Linked DNA regions of Homo sapiens: region 2 is linked to region 1. Evidence: read pairs that join two places in POLR2A ChIA-PET (ENCODE). Cell type or tissue: PC-9. All regions are shown on one strand.

Region 1 (4,000 bases):
ATGACTCTGAGTCATCTGAGCAGTTAATTACACAAACAGAGTTCAGAGAAGAAAGCTGAGGGTCAATAGAATTAGGATCTGAAACAAACAAATGGTATTTGAAGTCGTGGTAATGATGCGTTCTCCTAGAGAAAGTGTGGATAAAGTTGGGAAAAGAAAGCACTCACTAAGTACTTTCAAGGAGCTCTGATTTTAAGAGGTAGGATAGAGAGGATTAAGAGAGCTGGTAAAATACAGTGAGGAGGAGCTGCCTTTAGAATGGGAGCTATGTCAGGGGTGTGGTGCCTGAGAACCACTGTAGTGGAATGTGAACCAAGGAGGGAAAGACTGCATTGAATACTGTTGAGGAACCAAGCATAAGGAGAACAGAACATTGCTCATCTGGCACTATAGAGGCCTTTGGTAACCTTGACAAAGGTGTTTCTGTGTCATTGAAGGGACAAAAGCTAGACTGACCCTAGACCCCAGAAATTCCACCTCTAAGTTATAGCAACTAAGAAACTTGTGCACATGTGCACGAAGAGAACCGTATACAAAAAATTCATAATTGTTTTGTTCACTGGAACAAGAAACTGGAAATGACCCAAATTTGTATCTTTGGGAGAATAGATAAATAAATTATGATATATTTATACTGTGGGATGAGTGCTCTAACTTGAGCAAGTATATTAACAAAAAACACACAATAAACAAACGAAAAAGTCACAGAGTATATCTGTAGTATGATTCCATTTATACAAAGTTCAAAAAATGAAAAATAACACATTGTTTAAGCATACATAATAAGTAAGGGAATGATAAGCAAAACTGAAAAGGGCTATTACCTGGGTATGGGAATACTCAAAGATTAAACTCTATCTGTATTACACATGTGTTTTGGTGTATATAAAATATTTCATTAAAAATAGCTACTTAGCACTGTCTCCTGAATAGGTCTAAATATATTGACCGACTTGGTAACAATAAGCATTGCTAGTATCCTACCTGTGGTCTCCAAATACTATTTTTTACTGAAAGAAACAAGAACTCTCTGAAAAAGGGCTGATTTTAAGAAAAAGGGATTGGGAATATACAAGACAAAGCTAGACAATCTTGTCTTTGGGGAACAGCTAGAGCTATGTCAAAAGAACACAGAACCCAACTTGAAGTGGTTCCCAGTGGCAAAGATGGAAATGCTTGATAAGATGGAAATGCTTGATTATAGTTAAGGATATTTACTGCAATGGATTGAAAAACACATAAAATATGCTTATCCTGCTTTTTAAAATATAAATTATTACTGTTGGTTATTCAAATAGTAAGTGAAAGAAGTTTCTCTTTATAGTATTCCAGATAATAAAAGAAGAACTGAGAAAATATAACCATTTTTCAATTTGTAATAAAATAATGGGTTTAATTCTCATCAACTGCTGCTAACATCACAAAAGAGAGAGAAACAGACATTGTGTGCCTCCTGATGGAAGAGCACAAACCAACTGTGATGTCTAGCCAAAAGAAACTGAACCCAAATCTGATCAATCTTCTAGATCCAACTACCATTTTATAGAAAATACAGAGGACGGAGGAAATCTCACCTATATCACATGGATGCATTCATTCTGTGAAATCCACATTGTGGAGAATTCTAAAAGACAAATAGCTCTGTTTTTTCAAAAACAACAATAAAAACACTACAAACTAGCACAAGAAAAATGAGAGAGGAGGGGAAAACAATAGCTTCAAACAGACTTAAAAGATATCCAACCACTCCCAATATGTAAACCTTATTTAGATTCTGCTTTGGATCAACTACTAAAATTTTCTTATAAATGTATGAGATGATTGGAAATTTTGGATACTAACTGTGATATTATGATACTGGTGATATTGAGAAATTATTAAATATTTTAATAAGTGATAGGTGTATTGTGGTTATGTTAAAGATAAATTTTACATTTAAAATGAGTTTTATTTAAGGGTAAAAATTAATCATGAATAGATTAATTTGCTAAATTAGTTTAATTAATTAATTAGTTAAAATAGCTGATTAAAGGTACTTTTACAGCTGCTTCTTCCCAAATAAACTAGAATGAGAGAAAATATGTACATACATGTATGAACGTTAAAGTCATAAATCCACACATATAATATAAAAGATAAAGGGGGCCGAGCATGGTGGCTCATGCCTGTAATCCCAGCACTTTGGGAGGCCGAAGCAGGCAGATCACTTGAGGTCAGGAGTTCGAGACTAGCCTGGACAACATGGTAAAGTCCTGTCTCTACTAAAAATACAAAAATTAGCCAGGCATGGTAGTGAGCACCTGTAATCCCAGCTACTTGGGAGGCTGAGGCATGAGAATCACTTGAACCCGGGAGGCGGAGGTTGCAGTGAGCCGAGATCTTACCATTGCACTCCAGCCTGGGCCATAGAGCGAGACTCGGCCTCAAAAAAAAAAAAAAAAAAAAGATAAAGGGAAAGAAACAACAACAGAATTTTGGACTTCAGAGTAGATATCAAAAACAGTATTAAGTGAAAGTTTCCTTGGCCAATCCAACTTGGAGAGTGTTCATTTGTTATTGCTTTAATTTCCATTTCCCTAATTACAGTCATGTATTAATTAACAATGGGGATACATTTTGAGAAACTCATTTTTAGGCAATTTTGTAGTTGTGTGAACATCATAGAATGTACTTACACAAACAGATGTTATAGCCTACTACACACCTAGGTTACATGGTATAGCCTTGTGCTCGTAGGCTACAAACCTGTATAGCATGCTACTGTACTGAATACTGTGAGCAACTGTGACACAATAGTAAGTATTTATGTATCTAAACATATCTAAACACAGAAAAGGTACCGTAAAAGTACAGTATAAAATATAAAAAATGGTACACCTGTATAAGGCACTTACCGTGAATGGAGCTTGCAGGACTGGAAGTTGTTCTGTGTGAGTCAGGGAGTGAGTGGTGAGTGAATGTGAAGGCCTAGGACATTACTGTACAGCACTGTAAACTTTATCAACACTGGACACTTAGGCTACTCTAAGTTTATTTAAAATTTTTTTTCTTTAATAATAAATTAACCTTGGCTTGCTGTAACTCTGTTACTTTTTAAATGTTTAAATTTTTTAAATTTTTGACTCTTTACAATAACACTTAGCTTAAAACACAAACATGTTGTACATCTGTCCAAAAGCATTTTCTTTCCGTATATCCTTATTCTATAAACTTTTCTCTAACTTTAATTTTTTTAAGCTTTTTTGGTGAAAAACTAAGACACAAACTTACACATTAGCCCAGGCCTACACAGAGTCAGGATCCTCAGTATCTCTGCCTTCCACCTTCATATCTTGTCTCCTGGAAGGTCTTTAGGAGTAACAACATGCATGGAGCTGTTATCTCCTATGATAACAATGCCTTCTTCTGGAATACCTCCTGAAGGACCAGCCTGAGGCTGTTTTACAGTTAACTTTTTATTTTAATAAGTAGAAGAAGTACACTGTAAAGTAGTGATCCAAAGCATTATAAATACGTATAACAGTAATATGGTCATTTATTATCATTATCAAGTAGTATGTACTGCACATCATTGCATTTACTATACTTTTATAGGACTGGCAGCACAGTAGGTGTGTTCCCACCAGCATCACCACACCCACGTGAGTAATGCATTGTGCTATGACATTTCCATGGCTATGTCAGGATAACTACAATGTCACTAGGCAATGGGGATTTTTCAGCTCCATTATAATCTTATGAGACCACCGTCATGTATGTGGTCTATCATTGACCAAAACATCGTTATGGAGCACATGACTATACTAGTGAGGTTGATCATCTTTCTTACTGACCATTTAATTTCCTTTTTTATGAGTTGGCTGCTCACGTATTTTGCCTGATTTTCTATTGGGTGGTTTGTTTTGAAACATTCTGAGTACTAATTTTTTATTAGTCACATATGTTGCATATATCTTCTCTGAGGTTGTCATTTGTATTTTAACTTGTTTATGCTGTCTTT
Region 2 (4,000 bases), 83 kb before region 1:
GATGAAGGACAAAAAACATGATAATTTCCATTAATGCTGAAAAAGCATTTGTTAAAATTCAACCATCCCGTGGGGTGGGGGGAGGGGGGAGGGATAGCATTAGGAGATATACCTAATGTAAATGACTAGTTAGTGGGTTCAGCACACCAACATGGCACATGTATACATATGTAACAAACCTGCACGTTGTGCAAATGTACCCTAGAACTTAAAGTATAATTAAAAAAAAAAACAACCATCCCTTCATGATTTAAATAAAACCCTCAAAAAACTGGGTATAGAAGGACATACCTCAATACAATAAAATCCACATATGACAGACCCACAGCTAGTATCATACTGAATGGGAAAGGACTTTCCTCTAAGATCTAGAACAAGACAAGGATGCCACTTTCACCGTTGTTATTCAACATAACTGGAAGTCCTAGCTAGAGCAATGAGACAAGAGAAAGAAATAAAGGGCAACCAAATTGGAAAGGAAAAAGTCAAATTATCCTTGTTTGCAGATGATATGATCTTATATTTGGAAAAACCTCAAGACTCCAGCAGAAAAACTACTGGAACTGATAAATTTGGTAAAGTTGCAGGATACAAACAGACATACAAAAATCAATAGCATTTCTATGCCAGCAACAAACAATCTGAAAAAGAAATCAAGAAAGTAAGTCAATTTATAATAGCTACAAATAAAATAAAATATCTAAGAATAAACTTCACTGAAGACATGAATGATCTCTACAATAAAAACTATAAAACACTGATGCAAGAAATTGAAGAGGACACCAAAAAATGGAAAAATATTCCTGTTCTTTGACTGCAAGAATCGATATTGTTAAAATGGCCATACTACCCAAAGCAATCTACAGATTCAATGCATTCTCTATCAAAATACCAATGACATTCTTCACAGAAATAGCAAAAATAATTCTAAAATTTAAATGGAACCACAAAAGACCCAGAATAGCCAAAGTCATCCTGAGCATAAAGAACAAAACTGGAGAAATCACATTACCTGACTTCAGATTATACTGTAGAACTATAGGAACCAAAACAACATGGTACTGTTTGCCTCCTCAGAGGAAAGAATTTGAGGGGCATAAGGCAGAAGGAGAGACTGAGGCAAGTTTTAGAGCAAGAGTGAAAGTTTTATTAAGAAGTCTTATAACAAGGGCCAGGCCCAGTGGCTCACGCCTGTAATCCCAACACTTTAGGAGGCTCAGGCAGGTGGATCACCTGAGGTCAGGAATTTGAGACCAGCCTGGCCAACATGATGAAACCCCATCTCTACTAAAAATACAACAATTAAGGCCAGGTGTGGTGGCTCATGCCTGTAATCCCAACACTAAGAGGCCGAGGTGGGCAGATCACCTGAGGTCGGGAGTTCGAGACCAGCCTGACCAGCATGGAGAAACTCCGTCTCTACTAAAAATACAAAATTAGCCGGGCGTGGTGGTGCACGCCCGTAATCGCAGCTACTCAGAAAAGCTAAGGCAGGAGAATCGCTTGAACCCGGGAGGCAGAGGTTGCAGTGAGCTGAGATCGCGTCATTGCACTCCAGCCTGGGCAACGAGCAAAACTCCGTCTCAAAAAAAAAAAAAAAAAAATACAAAAATTAGCCAGACGTGGTGGAGGTCACTTGTAGTCCCAGCTACTCAGGAGGCTGAGGCAGGAGAATCGCTTGAACCCAGGAGGCAGAGGTTGCAGACAGCCAAGATCATGCCATTGCACTCCAGCCTGGGTGACAGAGTGAGACTCCATCTCCCAAAAAATAAATAAATAAATAAAAGTTTTATAACAGGAATAAAAGGAAGGAAAGTACACTTGGAAGAGGGCCAAGTAGGTGACTCAAGACGCAAGTGCGTGGCTTGACCTTTTGACTTGGGGTTTTATACACTGGCATACTTCTGGGGTTTTATGTTACTTCTCCCCAGTTGCCAAACTCCTGAGCTCTTATCAGGAAGCTGCTGATCACCAGTTTCAGGTGTTTTCTATTTATTAGGAGAGACTGCCTTTCCTTGGCACTGGCTGTGACCAGTTATTAGTTTAGAGAGACAGTTGACCACCTGACCATCACCTGATGGTTGCCTGACACTCCTGGTGTATTGTGGGGGGTGGGGGAAGGGGCGGAGCTCTCTTCTGCCCCACTCATACCCAACTAGCTACCCACTGTAACATTACTTGCATGAAAACAGGTACATAGACTCATGGAACAGAATAGAGAAATTAAAACAGTTGAACTCATGGAGATAAAGTAATGGTTACCAAAGGCTGGCAAGGGTAGTGGTGGTGGTAGGAAAGTGGGGATGGTTAATGGGTACACAAATATTGTTAGATTGAATGAATAAGATTTAGAATTTGGTAGCACAACAGGGCAACTACAGGCAACAATAATTTACTGTACATTTAAAGAAAACTAAAAGTTTCCTAGCCAGAGCATCAGACAAGAGAAAGGGCATCAGAGTCGGTAGAGAGGAAGTCAAACTGTCACTGTCAGTGATGTGATTGCATACCTAGAAAACCCTAGGTATGCAGTAAGACTCATCCTAAAAGCTCCTAGATCTGAAAAATGAACTCAGTAAAGTTTCAAGATAGAAAATCAATGTACGCAAATCAGTAGCACTGCTATAAACCAACAACAACTCAGCTGAGACTCAAATCAAGAACTCAATCACTTTTGCAACAGCTGCAAAAATAAAATACTTAGGAATATACCTAACCAAGGAGGTGAAAGATCTCTTCAAGGAAGACTACCAAACACTGCTGAAAGAAATCATCGATGACAGAAACAAATGGAAACATATCCCATGCTCATGGATGGGTAGAATTAATATTGTGAAAATGACCATACTGCCAAAAGCAATCTATAGATTTAGTGCAATTCCCATCAAAATACTATCATCATTCTTCACAGAACTAGAAAAAACAATCCTAAAATTCATATGGACCCAAAAAAGGCCGGCACAGCCAAAGCAAGACTAAGTGGAAAGAACAAATCTAGAGGCATCATATTAGCTGACTCAAACTATACTACAAGGCTATAGTTACCAAAACAGCATGGTACTGGTATAAAAAAAAGGCATGTAGACCAATGGAACAGAATACCCAGAAATAAAGCCAAATATTTACAGCCAACTGATCTTTGACAAAGCAAACAAAAACATAAAGTGGGGAAAGGATACTGCATTCAACAAATGGTGCTGAGATAATTGGCAAGCCACAGGTAGAAGAATGAAACTGGATCCTCATCTCTCACCTTATATAAAAATCAACTCAAGATGGATCAAAGACTTAAATCTAAGACCTGAGACCATAAAAATTCTAAAAGATAACATCGGAAAAACTCTTCTAGATATTGGCTTAGGCAAAGAGTTCATGACCAAGAACCCAAAAACAAATGCAACAAAAACAAAAATAGATGGGACCTAATTAAACTAAAAAACTTCTGCACAGCAGAAGAAATAATCAGCTTAGTAAACAGACAGTCCACAGAGTGGGAGAAAATATTTGCAAACTATGCATCCAACAAAGGTCTAATATCCAGAACTCAAATCAGCAAGAAAAAAAATCAAAAAGTGGGCTAAGGACATGAATAGACAATTCTCAAAAGAAGTTATACAGGCCAGGTACAGTGGCTCATGCCTGTAATCCCAGCACTTTGGGAGGGTGAGGTGGGTGGATCGCCTGAGGTCAGGAGTTCAAGACCAGCCTGGCCAACATGGTGAAACCCCATCTCTACTAAAAATACAAAACCTAGCTAGGTGTGGTTGTTGCGCACCTATTATCCCAGCTACTCGGGGGACTGAGGCAGGAGAATGGCTTGAACATGGGAGGCGGAGGTTGCAGTGAGCCGAGATCGCACCACTGCACTCCAGCCTGGGCAATAGAGTGAGACTCCATCTCAAAAATTAAAAATAATAAAATAATAAAAATTTTAAAATTAAAAAGATATACAAATGGCCAAGAAACATATGAAAAATGCTCAACATCACTAATTATCAGG

The links. ChIA-PET counts read pairs that join two places held together with the same protein. Peaks named below come from ENCODE experiments on the same cell type or tissue, not always from the same donor. Only the 100,000 strongest peaks of a DNase experiment are listed, where the experiment ranks them.
Region 2: POLR2A ChIA-PET joins it to region 1 with 5 read pairs; 4 of 35 experiments call an interaction of 5 or more read pairs at or near these places.

What each region holds. Positions count from the first base shown.
Region 1 is chr1:182,974,720-182,978,719 of GRCh38, forward strand. No RefSeq gene overlaps it. Among named protein-coding and RNA genes, the nearest start is that of SHCBP1L, 24 kb to the left of the region's middle. In PC-9, no CTCF peak of the experiment used is centred here; no DNase peak of the experiment used is centred here; H3K27ac peaks cover 354 bases.
Region 2 is chr1:182,891,600-182,895,599 of GRCh38, forward strand. No RefSeq gene overlaps it. Among named protein-coding and RNA genes, the nearest start is that of DHX9-AS1, 54 kb to the left of the region's middle. In PC-9, no CTCF peak of the experiment used is centred here; a DNase peak (open chromatin) is centred at 1,912.